Regions from separate parts of the Homo sapiens genome. Here region 1 is linked to region 2. Evidence: chromatin loops called from intact Hi-C (ENCODE). Cell type or tissue: endothelial cell of umbilical vein. All regions are shown on one strand. Each heading gives the region's core, and the rest is flanking DNA. Links, peaks and the distances in the headings are about the cores only.

The links. Hi-C counts contacts between places; a loop is a spot of excess contacts. Peaks named below come from ENCODE experiments on the same cell type or tissue, not always from the same donor. Only the 100,000 strongest peaks of a DNase experiment are listed, where the experiment ranks them.
Region 1: a loop joins it to region 2, with 8 times the contacts of the local background. A loop is called at or near these places in 21 of 110 quality-filtered maps.

What each region holds. Positions count from the first base shown.
Region 1 is chr2:197,771,336-197,783,627 of GRCh38, forward strand. BOLL (boule RNA binding protein) reads right to left here. Exons shown (of 11, transcript NM_033030.6): 2 at 10,387-10,530; 3 at 7,640-7,731; 4 at 5,724-5,778; 5 at 4,330-4,405; 6 at 520-647. The coding sequence starts at 10,515. Among named protein-coding and RNA genes, the nearest start is that of BOLL, 7.8 kb to the right of the region's middle. In endothelial cell of umbilical vein, for the core only: a CTCF peak has its summit at 6,661; a DNase peak (open chromatin) is centred at 6,646.
Region 2 is chr2:197,372,372-197,384,663 of GRCh38, forward strand. It overlaps the pseudogene NPM1P46. Among named protein-coding and RNA genes, the nearest start is that of SF3B1, 57 kb to the right of the region's middle. In endothelial cell of umbilical vein, for the core only: a CTCF peak has its summit at 6,233; no DNase peak of the experiment used is centred there; H3K27me3 peaks cover 270 bases.

The sequences.
Region 1 (12,292 bases), core at 2,606-10,605, 400 kb after region 2:
AGGGCCTGTTGTGGGGTGGGGGGAGGGGGGAGGGATAGCATTAGGAGATGTACCTAATGTAAATGACGAGTTAACAGGTACAGCACACCAACATGGCACATGTATACATATGTAACAAACCTGCACGTTGTGCACATGTACCCTAGAACTTAAAGTATATAAAAAAAAGAAATGCAAAAAATAAAAAATAAAAACCACTAAAGCAGTACTATATGTCATTTATGAATACATATATTTGTAGTAAAAATATATAAAATGAATAGGAAAGATATTCTGCTTACTTTTGAACAGGAAAGAGGGTAAGGAAGTGGGGGTAAGGAGAATTGACCTGAAGCTGTCTTACTTTACTCCCCATTTTAAGAACTTAAGTAAATGTGGCAAAATGTTGATGTCTATTTAATTTGGTTGATGTGTGTTATTATTTGTAATTATCTGTGGTTAAGATATTTCAGAAATATAACAAACATTAAAAAATTGATAGTAATAGATGGAAATCCTTTTTTAAATGAAATTACTTACAGGCCAAGGCGGTGGGACCGAAGTTACCTCTGGAGTATGAAAATAAGCAACACCATTATGGTAAGTATAAGGATATCCAGTTGAAGTTGTTAGATACATTGTTCCAGCTGCTGGCATTATACTAGAACCTAAAGCAAAGATTAAATAATAATAATTGAAATGTTCAATTTAACTGTTAAAAATGTAGTTTCTAAACACTTCAGAAAAATATTTATCTTAATATACCTATGTAGCTATGGTAAAAATTGAATGTCACAGATATTTTTAAAAAATTCCTTATGTCAAAGTATCTTTGAAGCCTGTATTTTTAAACTCAATACCTTAAAGCTTTTAGTTTAAGATGATTAAAAGAAAAGAAAAACAATACGAATAAGAAATACCAAAAATGTATCAATTCAGATTCCAACACCAGTATGCTACACAAAGCTGAACAATTTAGACTATCATCAGCGAAGTAATTATTTGTACAAATATAAATTATGTATAATTTAAAGTTACTTCAAGACAACATACACTGTAGTGAAGTTCCTAAGGTCTTGGCTAGACCTTTTATTTCTGAAAGTCCAAAGATGATGGAGGCAGTAAAGTTGGAGAAGATTCTACTTTCCTGAAGACATTTTGGTTCCACCCTACTAATTCTTTGGATATCCTACCAGCAAACATTCGTTCATGCTATGGCTGTCTTTTATCTCTCTTTTCTATGATCTATTCTCTATCTAGTCTCCCTTTGCTACAACTGCTGCTGTTGCAAACATGACCGCAAGTCTTCATGTGGCTAGTCTGGGGTCCCCAACTCTTTTCCCGGGCCAAGTTATATAAACCCCCACCACAAACCAAAAAACAGTAAATAATATACATAGATATATATATATTTTTTGTCATTGAGGAGACTTTAAAAGTTAAATTAGCCAAATTAGATTAGGTCTTAACCAGCAAGGTTATATAAATTAGTGAAACTGACAATTCTTCCACCTATACCAGTGCTTCTCAAAATTTCCCATAAATTAGAATCACTTAAATTGTTTTCTAAAATGCAAATTCCAGGGACTTATCTTCAGAGATTTTGAGTCAGTAAATCTGGGACAGGGCCTAAGAATTTGCATTTTGACAGCTTCCAATGAAATGACACTGTCTGCAAACCACACTTCAAATAGCATGGGCCTACCACTTTAAATAATACTATTGCTCCTCAGCTTTTATATTTTCACTGCATTTGATCTAGTATTGTTATTATTTATTTTAATGGTTCTTAATTAGATCCTTTTGAGAATTTGATGAAAATCAGGGACCTTTTCCTCAGATATATATACAGTCAAACACAATTTTACACACAATTTTGGAGGTCCATGGATTCCCCCCAAAAGATATTCCACTATTATTCAAAGATAATGATAATGGTTCATTATTCAATAATGGTTCATTATTCAAAGAAAATGAACCATGCTTTACCTGCTAAATAAATAAATTTTCAGTGCATACTATTTCAAGGCATTGAACAGGGCCCTAGTGATACAGCAAAAAATAAAAAAATTAGACATGAGATGGTCTGTATCCTCAAAGAAGTTAGGTCTGGTAGTGAAGATAGTCATTAGTTGATTACACAATTAATTAATTAAATACAATTTTGATAAATACATGAGGCATTATAGGGTACGATACTGAACATTTCAATTATTATGTATACAAAACATATATAAAATTTCTCTCTATATACATATATATGGAAAATTTGTGATGAAATGATGTTCAGCTAAGCTCTAAAGAATGAATTGGATGGCAAAGTACATTCTAGGTAAAGAAAACAGTATATTAGATTCTGAGAACAGGAGTATAGAATGTTCTGGAACTGAAAGAAGGCTACATGGCTAAAGCATGGAAAGAAAAGGGAAGAATACCTCAAAATAAGCTGAGCATAAGACAATAAGAGGTGCACTTTTGAAAGATCACTCTGGCTGCCTTGTGAATGATGGATTGGAAGGTAGAAAGATTGGATTCAGAGAGACCACTTAGGATGTTTTTCCAGGAATTAAGGTAAACAAAGTGGTTAGTTGGGACTCGGGTGTTGGTAATGGAGATGGAAAGAAATGACAGATCTAAGAAAAAACTAAGATAAGAATCCCTTATTTGTAAATGTACTTTTAACACCTATTTTTCTTCGCAGAAAAGTCAAAAGAACTTTGGAGTCAAACAGTCCTGCATTTGAAGGCTAGTGCTACCACTCACCATTAGGCTATTTAACCCCATACTTCTTAAAGTTGGATAAGGGATGGATGGTATACCAGGAGATATGAAAAAGCAGAGGCTGAACATAGTAATCTTCCTACAGAATCAGTTTTATTCAATTGTTTTTGGGAAATATTTTTATATTCAAATAAACAATATGATATTATGGAACAGAATGCAAATTATACATGATGTTTTTGCATAAATCATGAGACTTTAAAGAAAATTTGCAATTCCAGTATGCTGCAGTGGGTTAGGAACCACAACATGCCAAGATTAACTCTCCTCTACCTTTAGGAGTATTTCAGCAGAAACATTTTTAAAACAATGACTTTATCTTTTTGGGATTGAATTTTCTATTTACAAAAATAGAGATAACAATACATCATGGGATTCTATGAAGATTAAATGAAAACTCATAACATTGACCCTTGCACTAAGTAGTTTTGAAAAAACTATTTGTATATGTGAAAGCATTCAGCATAGTGCTGATTTATTTTCTATTTCAGCAACTGGTAGATCATACTATGAGCATTACTATTTAGTACATATTGCTGGTGATAATGGGCTAACGGACCGTTACTATATGTTCTAGCTTAACCTTTGCAAGTAACAACAGTAGATTGAAAATATTCAGCATTCTGCCATATTTAGTGCATTCCATTTTGTATTAACCTACTGAGGATACTTTGATTGTCTCCTAAATTAACAAATACTAAGTCAAAATTAAACTTAATATACATCAATCTCTTTTTTGTTGTAGTTGTGGCAACTGTATTAACCAAATATCTATTATTTCTAAGTCAAAAGCATAACAGTCCAAATGAATACAATCTATTAATTTGTTAACAGATTATATATAATAACCTAATGTTTTAAACATTCCCGTAGACACTAGGATGTGGCTAAGGGAAAATAAGTTAGTTATAAATTTTACATCACATTTCTCCTTCTAGCCAAAGACTGTTAGGAATTTTAATAAATATTAAAGGTAAAAAGTTAACTATAAAGATGCCTAACTTAATAAGTAGAAAGAGTGAGGAAAGATAGAATTGAAAGCATTAGAGAAATTTGAGGAAGGTAGATACATAATTTAGCCAATTCCTAAAGCTTTAGGGATTGTCCCCCTGAAAATTATGACACACCTGGCTGGGTTACAGTACACAGCATGCAGCGAGTTTCTGATATTAGTTCTATGTTTTCACTTTCAATATTTTTACTCTGATTAATTTTAAATTAGTTTCTAATTAAAATTTTTCTCATTAGTAAGTCTAAATTATTAAATTACTTCTAATTACTTTTGCTATATTAAATGATATTTTCATCACGAAAGATTTTTTTTCCTTTAATGATGTAACTACATGGAATATACTTAAGCATCTTTATGTATATAAATTTTTTCCCAGCCAAAAAAATTGAGATATATTATTTTGTGGCAAAAATATTCAGTTTTTCCACCAACTTTGCTAAAATAACTTTATTAGATGAAAGAAACATGATCTTTTAATAAAGTTCTATAAAAAGTCTTATATTTCAAAAAAGAACCATGCAAAAATATTTAAAAATACATTAGTTCTCAATACATACGAGGGATCCCTACTTGTTGTTTTCTTATTGCTGGACCAATGTTCAGCTTCTTATCCTTATAATTAAGTTTTTCAGCCTAAAATAAAGAAAAAAGAAATTATTTTATTATTTTAGCACTATTATTTATAAAATCAATAAGGAAAAACTAGTTAGAAAGAATTTCAAAAATTCAGACTATAATATTCTTTCAAAGCAGCAAGGAATAGTGGGAAAGAGCCGTCTTCAGACTGAAATAGATCTGGGTCTGACCGCAATTCCCCATTTTCTCCATTTGTAATACAGTCAATCCTCATTACTCATGGATTCTGTATTTGTGAATTTGCCTACTTGCTAAAATTTACTTGTAATCCTAAAATTAATATTTGTGGCAATTTTGAGGTTATTAGTGGACACGTGAAGAGCGGCGGAAAATTTGAGTAGCCTGATGCGCATGCTCCCAGTTGAGGTCAAATAAGGCGATATTCTTTCTTCTTGTTCCAGTGCTCATACTCTAAGAGAGAGCTTTCTATTTAGTGCCATGTTTTCTCCATTTTTGTGCTTTTTGTTGGTGATTTGGCTATTTAAAATGGCCCCCATGTGTATTGTTGAAGTGCTGGCTAGCACAAGAAGACTGTCATAGGCATTATGGAGAATATATATATTAGATGTGCTTAATTCAAGCATGAATTATAGTGCTATTGGCCATGGCTTCAATGTTAATGAACCAGTAATCTGTTATATATGATGCCTTTAAATGGAAAACCATATAAAACAAGGTTATATATTGATAGGTTGATGGCAATATTGTGACCAGAGGTTCTTGGGAACATTACCTTGTACTTCCCCTAGAAAGAGGAGTTCAGCATTTGCTAATTCAGTGTTCCTAGCAATGTTAGAGAACATAACTGCCACAAATAACAAGAATTGACTGTATTTGATTTTAATAACATACAATTCAAATTCTACTTTTTTTCTAAAAAAGTTAAATGTTATATTTGCCTTAACTTAAAGTTATTACACTGAATTGCTGGCTATAGGCTTTTTTTCTGTGAATATTCTTAGTTTATATAATGTTTTTCACAGGAGGGAAATCATCTCAGATAACCTCACTGTTGGAATCCACATTTGTAGTGTTTTTTAAACATTCAAAATGCTATTAACACTTCGCAAAAGATATATCCCCAAGTTCTTAATTTAAGTAAATAAAGCGAAACATTATATTACAGTTTCACAACCATACTTGTAGTGATTTTGGAATTTGCTCTTCTGCAGATTAAGTTTCCTAGAGACCAATGCCAATCTTAAGATGCAAACCTTTTTTAAAAAGCAGTTGATTATTGTATTTGAACCCCGAAAAGATTAGTTTCAAATACAAAATTTCCAGAAATGAAGTTAAATACACCAAAAGATCATACCTCTTGTAAAATTTTTTGTGCATCTTCTTGTGTTTCAAAAGTGACGAAACCATACCTAAATAAATGCATTAATTATTACTAATTAATCATTTTCTTAGAATGTTATATTAATTATATTAAAATGTTTAAAAATTTTGTTTTTAAATCATCGGCCACTGTAGGAGTAGGCATGTTTCTATGCTGCACTAGCATGGGAATCTTAGAAGAATCATTCACAGCCTAACACTGTCACTTTTAGTCAGGAACTAAAAGAAAAAAAACCCCTGAGATCTTGAAACAGCTTCAGCTCTCAGCTGTATGCAGGAAAGAAAAGCACAAGAGATTCATGCTGTTGCTTAAAAATTGGGGATGCAATAAATTTCAATCCAGAGCAATAATCTCCTTTTAAACTAATAGAAGTTTGGCTAAGAGAAATCAAAGTAGAAAAATAACTAAAAAATTTAAAATTTCAACACAATAAAATTTCTTATATTGGTGAATGACAATGTAAATGTATTATTTAATTATTATTATTAGCACATATAACTGATAATGTAATTATTAGTATATTCCCAAACAATATCAATTAAAAATATGTACAACCCAGATTTCACATCTGTTTTTCATACATAATTAACTTCAAGCACAATTCATATAATGTTGAAGATACAAATACACATAAATGATGTGCTCCATGTCCAAAAAGCCACAATAGGTAGAGAAAAAAGTAACAAAAGAAAGAAAAAATGTATCTCTCAAAACATAATTGCTATTTAGATAACTTAAGTAAACTCTTCTGAGTAATGCTAAATATCTTCACTATTTTCTTCAATTCATAATTACTGGATCATATACAAAGTTTCTTCTTTTAAACAAAGGAATTTCTCTTTATCTATTTGCCCAAACATTAAAAAGTTAAGGAATTAGTTTTACGCTATTTTTTTGGTAGAACACACACGCCACCCAGTGGAAAAGGCATAAAATACAGTTTACATTTACATTTCCATGTATGTTTTCCAATGATTAAAAAATGGTATTACCAAAACATAGCAAATTCTGTTAGTCAAACAAAAGAGGTAAATCTCACTTCACCTTAATATTGTTTGGCATTCTGAGGAAGTATCTCATCTGTTTATAAATAACCTTTCTGTAGAATCCCATCTCTTCCAGCATATCCATCTGTCGAATGTTGTTTCTCACCAATACCACCTCAATGGGTCCCTTTTCTTATGCCTATAAATATGTATGTCTCGTCTCTCTTTCAAGAAAGTAAATACAATACTTTACTGCCTTATCTATTTTCTTTTAACTTTGCAGTCCAACTCCTTAAGTGAGTGTACTATGTAAACTATCTTTTTCCTTTCTGAAATTTGGCTTTGTACACATAGCATTCCACTGAAACAGCTCTATACACATTTAAAGACACAGTCTATTACTTTCTTCTCAATTTTCATTATCATTGATATAGCAATTAAAAATCATTCTCACTAGAATTATATTTCTCATACTGGTCCCCTAATTAGGTCTCTGAGGCACAACCTACAGACATTTCTTGGTGTCAGCTGTTTTCAAATAAAGCTCTCTATGGCCTAAAGCAGGGATACAATTCCAAAAGAATCTGATTCCTTTTGCTTCTCATTCCTCAGCTAATGTACATCTGCTACTTACATTAAGTGCTTGCTGCCTACCACTGAATGGTCCCTCCACCCATGCAAGAATAACTTCTCAACAAATTAAGAAATATTACAGTGTCTCCTCCCTCCAAAATACACACACACACACACACACACACACAAGGAAATCAAAAGGTAGGAGGAAAGAAGAGGGCATGATGGTCTCTGCTGGAAAATGGAACCAAAGTAAACTGGCGTACAAAACCTAGTCATCCAATGAAAATAGAGTTGCTAATTCCATAGACAATCTATAGTGATACTAACCCTTTGGATACTCCAGCTCTGTCATTTACAATCTTCACTTCTTTCACAGACCCATACTGGGAAAAAAATTTTCTTAAATCACTTTCGTTTGTCTAATGGCATAAAAAGAAAACGTTAAAAAGCATTTTTAGTTGATAAAAGATGAATAATTCTCATGCTTGCTCTGGAGACAGAAAAAGTTATAGATAAGATGCATGAAAAATGCCTCTCATCATCAAAACAGTGCATAAACCACTAGGTGATTAAAATCAAGGTAAATATCTTGCTTTATGCAATAGCTATGTTGTTAAATTACCATATGCCAATAAAAATGTAAGCTGAATTATTTTAAAACTACAAAACTCACTATTTAAAGAAATCTTTAAATGATTCTTGTTCTCTAGCTGGCCAGTTTTTAAAAAGCCAATTTGGATTAGGAATGCTATTTCCATAGTAAGGGTACAATACTATTTTGGCTCTTGTGGCTCAGAGACAGTCATGGCAGTGGAACTAGGTTGTGTTGGCCTACACCAGTCATTCTATTTTAATCAGTAGTCTCAGGAACTCCTTTCCTAAGTCAGTTTTAGGAAAGGAATGTATTTCCAAAAGTGCTTGAACTCAACTGTGAGAACAATGGAGTGACTATAAGATTTAAAGTTATTAGATTCCTTATCTGTACTCAATATACATTTCAGCTAAATTCAGACATTGTTTTGATAATAAAATAAAAATTGGAATCATAATTAGATTTAAAGCATACAAGGTGTCTACAAAGATGGTTTTGGCATGTCTGTTTTTTTAATTGAAATAGTCTGATAATAGACTCATATCACCTTTTCTCAGAATACTGACACTAAATTCATTGCAATTTCATTTCCTGGTTTAGCTGTAACTGTTTGTCTACAAGAGTAACTTTTCTCTAGAAAAAAATTTCTTTATATACACTGCAAAAAGACATGCCTTAGTGCAGAGCTATGCCTTTTGAGTTCAACTGCCACCTCACTACTTACATACACTATTGGTTTTTAGTTGGTAACATAAAGCCTGCTAAGCTGCATAATGACAAATACTGATTCAATCTAAGAAAAACTGAATGACTTTTATTTCAGTTAACAGAAAATGAAATCAATGCTAGAATAAGAATTGTTACTAGATATTTGAATACAAATTAATTCCAACTATTCTCTGGTAGAATAATCACTACCTCAATTTTGTAGCTCCACTTCTTTAGTGACAAAGAGACAGTCAAGAAAAGTAAGCATTAAGAGGGATAGTCTGTTTGCTTATAAAAATGAAAGGTTAAAAAGTCTGTGACTACTTGCTATTAAAGTAAATGATTTCCTTGCTGGCCTTTATCTGTGGTTTTGAAAAAGGTATAAGTATACAGGAGGAAGCCCTAGCAATTACCTTAAAGCTATGGCTGCATTATAACAACCGTCTCCAAAGTGCATGCTGTAGCTGATGGGCTTCAGTAACCTAAAATAACCTGGCCATACAAATGTTTATATTTATTGATAACTTATTTTTAAAAACATGCTAATCTATTGTAATATAAATGAATTCCCAAATTGAACATTTCTGCCAGCTATCAGTATTTTCCACAAAGAAAATCTTTTTAAAAATAAATATTTTATAAGAAATAATTTTTCTTACTTTATTTTTAGTGAAACAATCATATACTTGTTTAAGACTCATTGTTTTGGCAAATACACTAAGTGTAACATTTCTCTTGTGCAGGAAAAAAGAAATTCCACCCAAATTGTAACAGATTGGTTATATGGAAATAGTTATAAATGTCAAATATCACACCTAATGGCATAAGGAAGGTTTTTTTTTTGTTGAAAATGATAACTCTCCCTATAATTTCTAATATGTAAAATAGAAGCTTGGAAATCCTTCTATATATCCATTTGAAAGTAAGAGTATTCCACTTAAAATATCTATGCATGCCTTTCTTGTAGGTGTTTACTCTTACCTCCCCTATGTGGGCTGGGGGGCACTGCACATCATGTCATGAACTATGCTTTCTTGAAACAGTGGAATGGCTGATTACATGATATAAATATATTAGTTTTTAAAAAACTTTTATTTTAAGTTCGGGGTACACGTGCAGATTTGTTATAAACTCATCATTGGGGTTTGTTGTATAGATTATTTTGGCACCCAGGTACTAAGCCTAGTACCGAATAGTTATTTTTTTTTCTGCTTAAATATACTACTTTTAAGATGCTTTATTCTGACAAGGACACAGGACTTTTTTGGTGATCAAATCCTAAATTCTAACATAGAAAGTGCTTTGCAAAGAATAGATGCCTAGGAGGTTGCTCAGGAATCTGAGATAAGAGTTGGGGTAAAGAAATAGTATTTCATAAAAGTAAGTTTTTAAAAAATAGAGTCTCTTTTGAAAATTATAATAATCAATTATTTTGGCTATTGGAATATTAGGCAAGAAAGTATAATTAGTTCTGGTATGGAAGAGTATGGAGCTATGAGACAGAAAACTAGGCTTCTAGTCTCACTCTGTCACTATGTGGCTAGCAGCCCACAGCAAGTCAGTGAGGATCAATTTCTTTATATCTGACATTGAACAGTTTTTAATGCTTTATGTAACCTACATGCTGGTTGAAAAGATTCTTTATAATAAGATAATTCAAAATCTGTTAATCATTATGCAAATATGTTATTTTATAGTTGCACAAAGAAATAATTTCTGAGAAATAAAGACTTCTAATGAAAAAATACACTTTACTGCATGCATAAATAGGTACCTTAAAATCAATTCCTCCTACAAAGATGCGATTAGGGATCACTGTTCCATATCTTGGGGCACTTGTTGGGTTATTCAAAGGCACAGGTGACACAGGATTAGGGGATGGAGATAATGAATCTGTTTGCATCTGGTTTGATGTTTGCTGTAAAATAAAATTCTTTTACACTTTTTGCACTGGGTATAATGCAGTCTGCTTTTGATGCAGACCAAAAACATATATTTTTCAAAAAGAAGAGTCATTTAGGCAAAATATAGTATTCTAGGCTTTACTTTTAATATTATAAAAATTATAATTAGAGCTAAGAGCTTTTTAAGGCAACAGAACTAGGAAACACAGAATCTACTCCACTATAGAGATTTTAAATATTAAATATATTACTTAAAATGCTTATATTATTATCAAACCTATTACTTAATTATTAAGGGGAATATTAAACTCATGAACATGTTTGAGAAAGAGAAAACAGTCCCAGCCTGACACAATCAACTACACCCTGGTGTTGTTAGGAGTTGGCCTGGCACTCACAGCTAGGCTGTGGTGTTCTCTTGTTAACAGAACACCAACATCAGACAAAGTCACCCTGTGACTCTGATGGATCAAGATTAAAAACAAGACCACTCCATAATCATGTTTGAATGCTGACAAAAACAAAGGCATTGCCCAAACCACAAGAATAACCAAACAACCCTCCATTCTGGCTGATATGAGTGACTGCTCCTTCTTTATCAGCTATAGTTTTAGCCTCGATCCATTTTTCTTTCCTTTTAGATAAAAGTTAACACATCCAATCATAGAATTACTACCATTTCCTGACGCTATACATTCCAGAGTAAAGCCCTACTTCCTTAAACCCTCTCTAGAAATTGCTCAACAGAAGCCTATATCCTGTAAGTTCTAACACCTTCTGATTGAGAGGCCCCATGGTTTATGTTTTCCCTTGTTTGAACAATTAACAGACCCAACTTTACTAAATGACGCATGTGTTCCTGGTGGTCTTTAACTAATGGTCATCGACAAGTTAATAAACTCTAACATTCACATTCACCATTTTCAGCCTGAAAGTCAAAATTTTAAATGCACTTGTCAATTTGAAGATTGGACTGATTTTGTTAAAAAATTATATACTTGTAGCTCATAAATGTTTATTCCAAAGAATTAGCTCAGTACATATCCACATGTTCACAATTCTAAGTTAGAGGACATAATTTAAATTTTAATAAATATATATAAATGTATAAGCCTTTGCAGAATGGTAAGATAATAGACTTTTAAGGTATAACTGAAAAAAAACCCAAGACTTGAGAATCACATTGAAGAGAAACCAATTCAAGAACTGGTGAATTATTTTCCATCTGGAAACACTAAACACACTTCTGAGACAAACCCCATAATATCCTAAAGACAAACCCCATAATATCCTAAATGTGTGCTTCAAAAAACTTGAAGTAAACTGGGTGTTGTGGCTTGTGCCTGTAATCCCAGCTGCTTGGGAGGCTGAGGCAGGAGGATTGCTTGAGATCAGGAGTTCGAGACCAGCCTGGGCAACAAAGAAAGACCCCATCTCAAAAAGAAAGAAAAAGAAAATAACAAAAGCTTGAAGTTCATAATTCCAATTCTCTGAGAAACAAACTCATGAAAATGAATCTCCAGCTCAGGTAATAAAGTTGTTCTTTTTCAAATTTGTTCTGCTCTTTCTTCTCTGGCCAATACAATCACAATCCCTAAATTAATCTTTGCAAGATGTACAGAGAAATGACTAGGGCAGGAGTGGCAATTGGGCTATAGGCTGGACCTTATGGGCTCTCTTCCCCATCCAGCCTTAAGGAAGTATGTACTCCTAATAAGGGAATATGTAAATACTTCTTTTAAAACACAGAAAAGCCACCACATTTAATAATTACTA
Region 2 (12,292 bases), core at 2,867-10,866:
CTACACTCTTGATTCAAGACTTTTTCCCCATTTCTTTTCTTTCCTTTTAATGGCATCTGTGAACCATTCACTTTCTAATTGCGGGTCACAAAGTATTCTCATGGCTCATGATACTGTCTTATAACTTCCAGCCCCTCTTTCTACCCCAACTCTAAATGAGATAAAAAAGGAGGCCATTGGAATTTATTTTCCTCCCTGTGTAGCAGATGTTAAATTCAAACTTTTTTAATGAGAGCATATTAAAAGCAGCATCTTTTTATCCCAGAGCCACTGCCCCCCGCATTTGAAGCCCCAGCCCTCAGGAGGAAACCTCAGGGATCTTTTCATCCAGGGTGTGGAGGGAGGGCTCTGAAGCTGGGTGCTGCCTCTCCCTCCACCACTTCCCCACCGTGGGACTTGGGCAAGATTTTGAATCACTCTGGGTCACAGTTTACTCATCCGAGGGGGGTTGGATTAAAGAATCTTGGAAGTTTTTCTAGTTCCTGAGTCAATAAGTTGCCTCAAAAAATTGAATGTAAAACCACTGGCCACTTTTAGAAAAAAGTTACTTTCCCAATTTTTTTTTTTTTTTTTTTTGAGAGACAGGGTCTTGCATTGTCACCCAGGCTAGAGTGTTGTGGCACCATCATAGCTCATAACTGCGAGCCAGGTTCAGGCAAGCCTCCCGCCTCACCCTCCAGAGTAGCTGAGACTACAGGTGCACACCACTGCACCTGGCTCAGTTTTGTATTTTTTTTGTAGCGACGGGGGTCTCTGCGCCCGGCCACTTTCCCTCTTTATTCTACTTTTCTCAATAACCAGAGATCATCTCATTAATTTGGTTTTATGAGAGTTTATTGCTAATCTTAGTCATTTGGGGTGAAGATTCTCAGTTAAGGTAAATGTTTGAGAAGCTGCCCCTTTAATTCAGATCCATATTTTTAATCTGTTTAGAGTTTCACAGGACAAATAATAGTACTTCTCTGCTCTGCTTCAGTATTTTTTTTTTTTTTTTTTTTTGAGACAGAGTCTCACTCTGCCACCCAGGCTAGAGTGCAATGGCATCATCTTGGCTCACTGCAACCTCTGCCTCCCAGGTTGAAGCAATTCTCCTACCTCAGCCTCCTGATTAACTGAGATTACAGGCACGGGCTACCATGCCTGGCCAATTTTGTATTTTTATTAGAGATGGGGTTTCACCATGTTGGTCGGGCTGGTCTCGAACTCCTGACCTCAAGTGATCCACCCGCCTTGGCCTCCCAAAGTGCTGGGATTACAGGCATGAGCCACCACGCCCAACTGCTTTAGTACTTTCCCCCCGCCCCCCGAGACAGAGTTCTCACTCTGTCTCGCAGGCTGAAGTGCAGTGGTGCAATCTCGGCTCAGTGCACCCTCTGCCTCCCGGGTTCAAGCGATTCTCCTGCCTCGGCCTCCCCAGTAGCTGGGATTACAGGCACGCGCCACTATGCCTGGCTAATTTTTGTAATTTTAGTAGAGACGGGGTTTCACCAAGTTGGCCAGGTTGTTTATAAACTCCTGACCTCAGGTGATCCGCCCACCTCAGCCTCCCAAAGTGCTGGGATTACAAGGGTGAGCCACTGCACCTGGCCTGTGCTTCAGTACTTTTGATGTGAGAGGTATTTATTGTTCATGCCTGACCATAACACCTGTATGTTATTAAATTATCTCTCTCTCTCTCTCTCTCTCTCTCTCTCTCTTTCTCTTTCTCTCTCTCTCTCTCTCTCTCTCTCTCTCTCTCTCTCTCTCTCTCTCTCTCTCCTCTCTCTCTCTCTCTCTCTCTCTCTCATCCTTCCGGCTAAATCAGTTTTCCGCATCTTTTGACTTTTGTCCGGAATAGCAGCTGCACCTGATTCACAAGTGTCCAGCCTTGTTTTCTCATTCACACTCTGATACTCACAGTCACCTCACAGCCCTCTGACTATAGATCTTATGGGTGTCAACTTCTCCAGGGTGCCTTTCTAGATACCCAGGCCGGATTCTTTGTAAAGCAATGGGTTAAAGAGAAAATGAAGGGTGAAAAAGGAACTTTCCTTGCCACCGTAACAGAAATACAAGCTCTTACTCAAGTAGAGAAAGAAAAAGCAAAATCCAAGCTCACACAATTCCACCTCTGATTTAACTCCATAAAACGCCTGAGGCCAATTCACTTAAGACTTATTTACATTTTATAGCTCATTTTTACTACAGCATCGTGAGCCTGTTATTCTGCCCAATTTTGTCATATTTCAACAAATGAAATGGGATTTTGCTGTTCAGCTGCCTAAAGAACAGAAACATTTGCTGAAGAGAAATACAAGAAGCCAAGGAACATAGACCTGGTTATTATTTCTCATCGTTATCACCCAAGAACATCTAGCACGCCTTTTTCTTCTTCCTTGTGAGGAAGCTGGAAGCTTTAAGGCCCAAATCTGAGCCACATGCTTTTCACTTCCTGGCCTCCTCCCTGGGCCTCCACAGCACCCGCTGCACACACAAAGGCTCCATCTTCTGCTTGCAGACTCGGGCACCACCACTTCTACATTTTTTTTCAGAAGTAAATGAGGCATAAAAAGTCAATACTCTGCATACATATCAGCCCCAAAAAATAAATGGCTGCCTGCTGGCCCCATCCATTCCCTTGATTTGTACTGACCCTTGTGTGGCTCCAAACCGTCTCAGCTTTATGAAGCGCTTTCATGTTCATTAAACTCAGAGTCCTCTCCCTAAACCTGAGAGAAGAGTATCCTTCTCTTTGTGTTACAGAACAGAAAATGGCTGAGCAGAGGGGAGGTAACTGGCCAAGGTCACACAGGTCAGTGGCAGACCCAGAACTCTAACCCCCAGTCCAGAGTTTATTTTTCTATAACCTGTACAAGGTTCTCCCTTGAGTCGAGACATACATAAATCAGAGCCTTACTGGGCAATGTTGGGTTCCAGAAAAAATAGTCTCAGAAGCCAGTCACGGTGGCTTATACCTGTAATCCCATCACTTTGTGAGGCTGAGGTGGGTGGATAGCTTGAGTCCAGGAGTTCGAGACCTGCCCCGGCAATATGGCAAAACCCTGTCTTTGCAAAAAAAAAAAAAACACACAAAAAATGAGCTGAGCGTGATGGCACACCTCTGTAGTCCCAGCCACTCAGGAGGCTGAGGTGAGAGCATCACCTGAGCCCAGGCAATTGAGGCTGCGCTGAGCTGAGATCGTGCCACTGTACTTCAGCCTAAGTGACAGAGTGAGACCCTGTCTCAAGAGAAAAAAAAAAGAAAGTCTCAGAAGATGCAGAATGAAGTAGTGCTAAGAACTCAGGCTGTGGAGCCAGAGAACCAAGGTGTAGATCTGAACTCTACCTGCTAATAACTGTATGATGCTGGTAATTTCGGGAGACTTCATTCATGCGAAGCTTCATGTGAGTTGCTCCCCCATGTGAATGACACCTAAGGTTTTCGGTGTAGGTGTCTTGGGAATTACATGACTTCCCTGTGACTCAGTAGTTCCATCGGAGAAAGGGGCATAATGATAACTATTTCCAAGGCTGTCATGGCAACTGAATAAAACAAAGCCTACAAAGAGCAGATAAAGCCTGGCCCAATCACAGATGCCCCAGATGCCCTGTCTCCTTTGAGGACTATTTCCCACATCCCCACCCTGCTGGGTATTATCCCTTGCTGTGGAAATGCTTGCCGCTAGTGAACGGCTTCCCCTCCATGCCCTCGGCTCCTCCCACAGCTGGGACATCCCATAATCCACACTGTGTCAGGCACTGCACTAAGCCAAAGCATGCGTGCTCTTCCTCGATCCCCATGTTTCAGGATCTCCCGTACCTTTCACTAATCCAGACCCTCACTGAAGAATGAGCACCCCAAGGTGCTCCAGCAGCACCTGGATAAGGGGATTCTCTTCTCAGTACTGCCATTAACACTCTAGGTGACCCGCAGGCCCGGGATGTCCCTGCTCTGAGTCTCAACTAATTCATCTACCAGGAAAGGTGTCTTAATACCTGTCCTGTCCCTTAAGAGATTCCTGTCTGTATAAGCAGGATGAATCATGTGAAGCCATAAATGAGAGTAGGGAGGAAGGTGAATTGAATGTAAGAGGCTCTGAGTTATTGTTGAAAGAAATGGCCAGGCTCTTACTAACTGCCAAGAACCCCATTTTAAAATCTACCTCTGGGTCAAGCGTTGTGGTTCGTGCCTATAATCCCAGTACTTTGGGAGCCTGAGGAGGGAGGATCAGTTGAGCTCAGAAGTTCAAGACCAGCCTGGGCAACATAGTGAAACCTTGTCTCTATAAAAAAAAATTAAAAATTAGCTGGGCATGGTGGTGTGTGCCTGTAGTCCCAGCTACTCAGGAGGCTGAGACGGAAGGATCACTTAAGCCCAAGAGGTCAAGTCTGTAGTGAGCCATGATCACGTTGTGCCTGTATACTCCAGCCTGGGCGACAGAGCAAGACACTGTCTCAAAAAATAAAGATAAAAATCTACCTCTGAGGGCCGGGTGTGGTGGCTCACGCCTGTAATCCCAGCACTTTGGGAGGCTGAGGCAGGCGGATCACTGGAGGTCAGGAGTTTGACATGGGCTGACCAACATGGTGAAACCCTGTCTCTACTAAAAATACAAAAATTAGCCGGGCATGGTGGCACAGGCCTGTAATCCCAGCTACTTGGGAGGCTGAGGCAGGAGAATCACTTGAACCTGGGAAGTGGAGGTTGCAGTGATCCGAGATGGCACCATTTCACTCCAACCTGGGCGACAAAAGCATAACTCTGACTCAAAAAAAAAAAAAAAAAATCTTCCTCTGAGAAGTACAAACAGAACCTGACAGTATTGGAGGCAGAAATCTAAACACAAACATAGTAAGAAAATAGGAAGCTTCATGTAATGTGCTATGCAATGCTAGAAAGGAGAACATGAGGGAATTCCTGCTGAACTATACTAGGACTCCTAGACTAAGGCAGAGACAGACATCAGAGAACCTTAGGATACCCTGCAGACCTCTTCTGTATTCCTGGTTTCAAGGTGACCATGTGGACTGAGGGCCAAATTACTGCCAATCAGATCTAGCCCACCTGTGTGTCTCTTACCTGTGCAAACCCATGGGCAAGCATATGGACTCCTCCCTCTTTTCTTTCCCCTGCTCTCCTTTGCATAGTTTTAAAGAATGGAAAAGTAGCAGATTCCCTGAAGTTAGTTGTGGGATATAGTACGTGCCTAAGGTGATCATGTTTCTGAATGCAAATTCCCCATGGAGTGTATTTATGGGACAATTGGGTGTCATATATGACTTAGAAACTCCCCTAGAGAACTAAGATGTGAACAGGCCAGAGATGTTCCTTCAATTCCATGTGCGTGTGCCAAGCACCTGCTGCCACACACCAGGCCTGCTGGGCACTGGACGTAGGGACAGAAAGCATGAGCCTGGGCCCCCAAGGGTTCATGCCATAATGGGTGGGGCAAGGAGGATTTCGGTTCTGGCTATTTGCTTTCATTATTATCTCAACTGCTTTCATTGCTTTTTGGTTTTTTTGTTTTGGTTTGGTTTGAGATGGAGTCTCGCTCACGGCTCACTGCAACCTCTGCCTCCTGGGTTGATGTGATTCTTGTGCCTCAGCCTCCTGTAGCTGGGATTACAGGCCCGTGCTACCACGCCCGGCTAATTTTTGTATTTTTAGTACAGACGGGGTTTCATCATGTTGGGCAGACTGCTCTTGAACTCCTGACCTCAAATGATCTGCCTGCCTCAGCCTCCCAAAGTGCTGGGATTACAGGAGTGAGCCACCATGCCTGGCCTAGGTTTATTAAAAATTATTATTATTTACTAAGTCTTTTTTTTTCCAGGATGATGGGGATGAGGAGACAATAGCCCCAGCATCTGGTCATAATTTGTAAATCTCGACATTCTCCCTAACACCAGCTGGAAATATTTCATGCTCTAGCATCGTTTTACAAGTTGCTGGCAAAAAATAAGCATCCATCTTATTTAAAGACTGTAATAAAATGAGAAAGATGGTTATTTGCCTTATTTTTTGTCTTTTTTTTTTCCTTTTATAAAAACAGTTAGTTGTTTGCGGTGCCTTCAAAGAATGTTAAGTTAATAAAAGCCAGCCTTTACCTTACAATCTTTATTCAACAGTAAGGTTTGTCAGATACCAAGGGCTGGTTTCTCCCAAAAATCATTAAAGGTCTGGCTCCAAAGGTGTGCAAGCCACCAGTTAACCGGGGCCAGCCTTTGTTTTCCTAGGCTCTGCTGCCCCCTGTCAGAAGCTAAGAATGTTACAGGAAATAGAATATTTTGAACAAAGGTTTTCACAGAACAGCAGTTTTACGCTCTGTCAGGTGATGAAATAGAATACTCTCCCACCTTGTGAATGAAGACCATTGAATTATTTGCTTAAAAATATGCCTACTTGCTTGGCTGCCTAGAAGTTCTTGCACAACTCCCAGCAGTAATAACCTGTCTGAAATAATTCAGGCGGCGGCTGTCATTCACTGAGTCCGTCTGCACATGTACAGGGAGCGGCAGATGGGTGCTGGGGGCGTGAGTTGTGTATCCATTCACAGACCATCGGGGAAGACGACTGAACAGATGACTTCCACGTCGTAGAGCAAGGGAGAAGTGTGTGCACCCCAGGTGCTGGGGGAGCACGTCAATGCAGCACTTTCGCCAGGGGGGTCCTAATGAAGTCGAAGGAGTCCATTCTCAAAGAACTAGCGGGGACCAGCCAGCTGAAGGGGAAGCAAAGGGCTTTTCTGGATAGTAGCAACTGCATGTGCCAAGGCAGAGGCCCCTGGAAGAGGGTGGTAAGTTCTGGCAATAGCAAGAGGGGACTGAATTATACTCTGAGCACCCCAGCTGCTACTCCGCTGCCTGGCAACTGCTGGTCCCCGGGCCACTTCATCTCCCATTGCCTCAGTGTATGGCCAGGTCAGAGGCCAAGACAAAGGCAAGCAAAAGGGCCCTGGAGGGGTATCCAAGGCACACTAAAGTGCTGGCGGTTGCCTTGTGTTCTGCATGCATTCTTTTTTTTTTTTTTTTTGCTTTATTAAAATACTGAGTTTTATTTCACATGTATATTTTTGTCTCCCCACCATTTCCACGTCTGACCACCGCTACTACTATGTCCTATCATAACATTCCATACATACTTAAAACCAAGCAAAGGGTGGAGTTCCATCTTTAAAAACTAAGCAGGCATTTTGGACAACACATTCTTGGCAATGGAACCTGGACAACATTTATCAAACATGGTAGGGAAAGTTCTCACTCTGCATTATAAAAAGGACAGCCAGATATCAACTGTTACAGAAATGAAATAAGATGGAAATTTTTTAACAAATTGTTTAAACTGTTTTCTTAAAGAGACTTCCTCCACTGCCAGAAATCTTGAATAGCCTCCTGCTCAGTCATCCAGAAGCAATTCTTCACATAACTGATGAACTTGGCTTCCACTTTGGGAAGAGAACCACATTTTTCTATACTTGCTTGCATTTTTGCTTTAATGTCTTCTACAGAACTAGGTCCTTTTAGGTGTTTTAGGAGTTTTTTCCTGTTTTTTGAAGGATTCTTGTCCTTTTGATCTTGGTGTTGATGATGGTTTTGAGTCTTTTCCATTCTGATTTGACTTTTGTGCATTTTTGGCTCGAGTATCTTGAATAGATTTCTTCACTGGCGCTTTTTCTTCAGCTTCCTCATCATCAAAGTCATCATCATCATCTTCATCATCGTGATCTTCGTCATCATCTTCTTCATCAGCAGCAAGTTTTACTTTTTTCTGTGGAATCTTGCTACCACCTCAGACCACTTTCCTGATATACGTAAGAGTTTCACATCCTCCTCCTCTCATCTTCTGACTTTGCATCTTCCTCCACAGCTACTAAGTGCTGTCCACTAATATGCACTGGCCCTGAATCACACTTGAACCTTAACACCACTGGTGATGTTATTTCAAAGCCCCCAAGGGAAACCGTTGGCTGTACAGACATTTTCTTTTTTTTCTTTTCTTTTTTTTTTTTTTTTTTTTGAGATGGAGTCTCGCTCTGTTGCGCAGTCTGGAGTGCAGTGGCGCAATCTCGGCTCACTGCAAGCTCCATCTCCCGGGTTCACGCCATTCTCCCGCCTCAGCCTCCCGAGTAGCTGGGACTACAGGCGCCCGCCACCATGCCTGGCTAATTTTTTTTGTATTTTTAGTAGAGACAGGGTTTCACCATGTTAGCCAGGATGGTCTCGATCTCCTGACCTTGTGATCTGCCTGCCTCGGCTCGGCCTCCCAGAGTGCTGGGATTACAGGCGTGAGCCACCACAGACATTTTCAAAGTTGCCAGTGTTACTTTAATTGGACTGCCTTCATCATTCATGGCCTCTGCTTCAACAATGTGCAGTTCATCCCTTGCACCAGCCCCTAAACTGACCGTTCTTAAAGATAACTGGTCTCATCTTCATCATTATCCACCTTAAAGTGATCATCTTTGTCGGCCTTTAGTTCACAACCGAAAAGATAGTTCTGGGGCCTCAGGGGGCTCATGTCCATGTCCATTGAATCTTCCATCAGATGGTGGCACGCACTTAGGTGGGAGAGAAGGAGGACGGAGATAAACGAACGCTGCTCCAGAGAACAGCCACGCAGGACGGAATCACACCAGGGATGTTCTGTATGCATTCTATCCACATCCACAAGAGTTCAAATATTTTGCTATCTGGCCGTGCACAGTGGCTTACGCCTGTAATCCCAGCACTTTAGGTGGCTGAGGTAGGTGGATCACTTGAGCCCAGGAGTTCGAGACCAGCCTGGCCAACATGGCAAAACCCATCTCTAAAAAAACACAAAAATTACCCGGGCATTGTGCTATGTGCCTGTAGTCCCACCTACTCAGGAGGCTGAGGTGGGAGGATCACCCGACCAAGCCCAGGAGGTCGAGGCTGCAGTGAGCCAAGATCACGCCACCGCACTCCGGCCTGAGCGACAGAGCAAGAACTTGTCTCAAAATATATACGTGTGTGTGTGTGTGCTATCTACTGAGGACTCTATCTCAAAGAGAAAGGGGACCACTAAACAGCCAACAGAGATTTGTACATAGTCAGAACTACTGTTCACAAAATGACACAAGGAAACACCAAGCGGGGAGTAAACAGTGATCATCTGTGGGATCTGAAAACTCTACCTCCAGGAAACACCTAAATTGATTGCTCATAAAACTATTTCCTCTGCCCGGCTGCCCACCATCTGGGAAGTGAGAAGCACCTCTGCCCGGCCGCTGTGCAACCCTCCAAGTGTGAAGTGACAGCCTTGTGTGTGATATTTCTGCCCTCCCCAAGTTTGCATTTTCAACATTAAAGTTTACTTTTTAATTAAAAGTTTTAAATTGGAGAATATTAAAAAACTATTTCCCCTCAGTGCTGAACTTGTTTCACCTCATGAAACCAGTTAACTAAGTGACAAAAGAAAGTTTTGTCTTTATCAGAGTACACACACATGCCAAGACATTAATTATTTACAGTTTTCCATTATTCATCTCATTTCCATTTAGTGCCTCATCTTTCAGTGAGCCATACGTTTTCCCTTTGAACAGGGTTTTGGCAAAATTTTTCCATTTTTTATGTCCCTGTAATTCATTCTCTATCAAACATTAAATATTCATTTATTTCTGTACTCTATAATAATGTTTTCCATCCTCCTGGTCTCCTGGTGACTTTGACTTTATCAGTCCTAATGGATTTTGGTAAGGAAATGATACTCCTCAAAAAAATCATACACTTCTCATTAGTTCAGAACAACAGTGTTAAAAACTAATTTTGATAGTTAAAATAGCTGAAAATACCTGAGTGCAGTGGCTCACGCTTGTAATCCCAGCACTTTGGGAGGCCGAGGCAGGCAGATCACGAGGTCAGGAGATCGAGACCATCCTGGCTAACATGGTGAAACCCCGTCTCTACTAAAAATACGAAAAAAAATTAGCTGGGCATGGTGGCGGGTGCCTGTAGGCCCAGCTATTCGGGAGGCTGAGGCAGGAGAATGGCGTGAACCCGGGAGGCGGAGCTTTCAGTGAGCCAAGATCGTGCCACTGCACTCCAGCCTGGGTGACAGAGCGAGACTCCGTCTCAAAAAAAAAAAAAAAGCTGAAAATAACGGAGAATACATGCATCAGCGGCAAGAGCATCAGCTTGGAGTCAGATCAGCCATGCTTAAAATAACCGCACCATCAGTTAACCTCTCTGAGCCTTAATTTTCTTGTCTGTGCAGTTGGCATAAGAAGTGTCTACTTCTTAAAGGTGCTGTGAGAAATAAGTGAGTGAATGAATGCTAATGCATTTGGAAATTATAAAGCACTAACAGATGTAAAGCGTGTTCTTAAATTACTTATTGAATGAATGTAGGTTTTATAATTTTTCCTTTGAACACAAAGTTTCTAATCATGATGACATTCTTTTTTAGACATTGTCTATTTGCACACATCTCACCAAAATCAGGAATGATTTTCTTCTTTGCTAGGCCCCAGTTAATTGATTCTTGTTAAAATTAACAAGATATGCCAAGCATGGTGGCTCATACCTGTAATCCCAAGACTTTGGGAGGCTGAGGCAGGCGGATCCCTTGAGCCCAGGAGCTCAAGACCAGCCTGGGCAACACGGTGAAACCCCGTCTCTACTAAAAATACAAAAATTAGCTGGGTGCAGTGGCATGCACCTGTAGTCCCAGCTACTTGGGAGGCTGAGGTGGGAGGATCACTTGAGCTTCGGAGGTGAAGGGTACAGTGAGCCATGATTGTACCACTGGACTCCAGTTTGGGTGATAGAGCGAGACCCTATCTCCAAACAAAAACAAAAAGCTATCAAGACAAAAATTTTAGGCTGGGCATGGTGGCTCACACCTGTAATCCCAGCACTTTGGAAGACCAAGGTGGAAGGATAGCTTGAGTCCAGGAGTTTGAGATCGCCTGGGCAACATACAGAGACCACCATCTCTACAAATAATAATTTAAAAAATACCCAGGCACGGTACATGCCTGTAGTCCCAGCTACTTGGGACGCTGAGGTGCAAGAATCACTTGAATCTGAGAGGCTGGGGCTGCAGAGAGCTGTGATCACGCCACTGCACTTTAGCCTGGGCAAAAGAGTGAGACGTTGTCTCAAAAAATGAAATAAGTAAGTAAATTTCAGCACACAAGAAAACAGCACTGCATTCAAAAAGGATTTTCCTTCTTGTTCTTTTTTCTCCAAGACAATATTAAGTAATAGCTGTCATGCATCCCTTTTCAGAGCATTGCCTGCTTGTTTCCCTGCTTTGTCACATGTATCATGATCCATTGGGGTGGCTGGACAGAGTGCTGCAGCTCCAGGCTCCAGAAACAACATGAACAGCTCACCTGCCCAACTCCTCATGTGGAAAATGTCCACCTGCCCTTTGTCTGCAAATCCAATTAGCCAGGATCATTTGGAAGATTTTCTATAAATCATTTTCCCTGGAAAATATGGAATATCCTAGATCCCTTTGTGGTATAAAAAAGCTATTTTTCTGACTAACACCCTCTAGACCTCTAAAGTAAACTTTTAAGGAAAGAAGCAAACAAGCAAGTAATCCGAAGAACACAAAACTAGTTTGATACCGTTCCCTTCCACAATTGTCCCAGCTCTTGGGCAGTGGTTGTCTAGCTTTGAGGCAGCGACCAGCAGGGGCCACAGTATCACAGTTAAGGAGGTGGGAGGAAAGCAGCTGGGTGGGGACCATGACTTAGTCTGAGCATCTTTGAACTAATTCAGCTCTGAGAACATTTGCTGTATAAGCTCTTTATGTATCTATGATCTGGATCAAGGAAATGAACTAGAGATATTGATCTTCCTGCAAGCACGGTTCAATTCATGCCACTTCCCTACTTTAAAATCTTCAATAAATACTTGTGGAATAAGTGAATGTTGAATAGTCAGTGGTTACCCATTGCCTATAAGATAAAGTTTAAGAATGGCCTTTAGAGAGTAATGATATAGTTTGGATCTGTGCCCCCACCCAAATCTCATGTATAACTGAATCCCCAGTGTTAGAGGTAAAGCCTGGTGAGAAGTGATTGGATCACAGGGGTGAATTTCTCCCTAATGGTTTAGCCGCATCATCTTCTTGGTGCTGTTCTCATGATAGTGAGTTCGTTCCTGCCAGATCTGGTTGTTTAAAAGTGTGTGGCACCTCCCTCCTCTCTCTCTCTTGCTCCTGCTCTGGCCGTGTGACTGTGTCTGCTCCCCCTTTGCCTTCTGCCATGATTATGTTTCCTGAGGCCTCCCCAGAACCCAAACAGATGCTAGCATCATGCTTCCTGCACAGCCTGCAAAA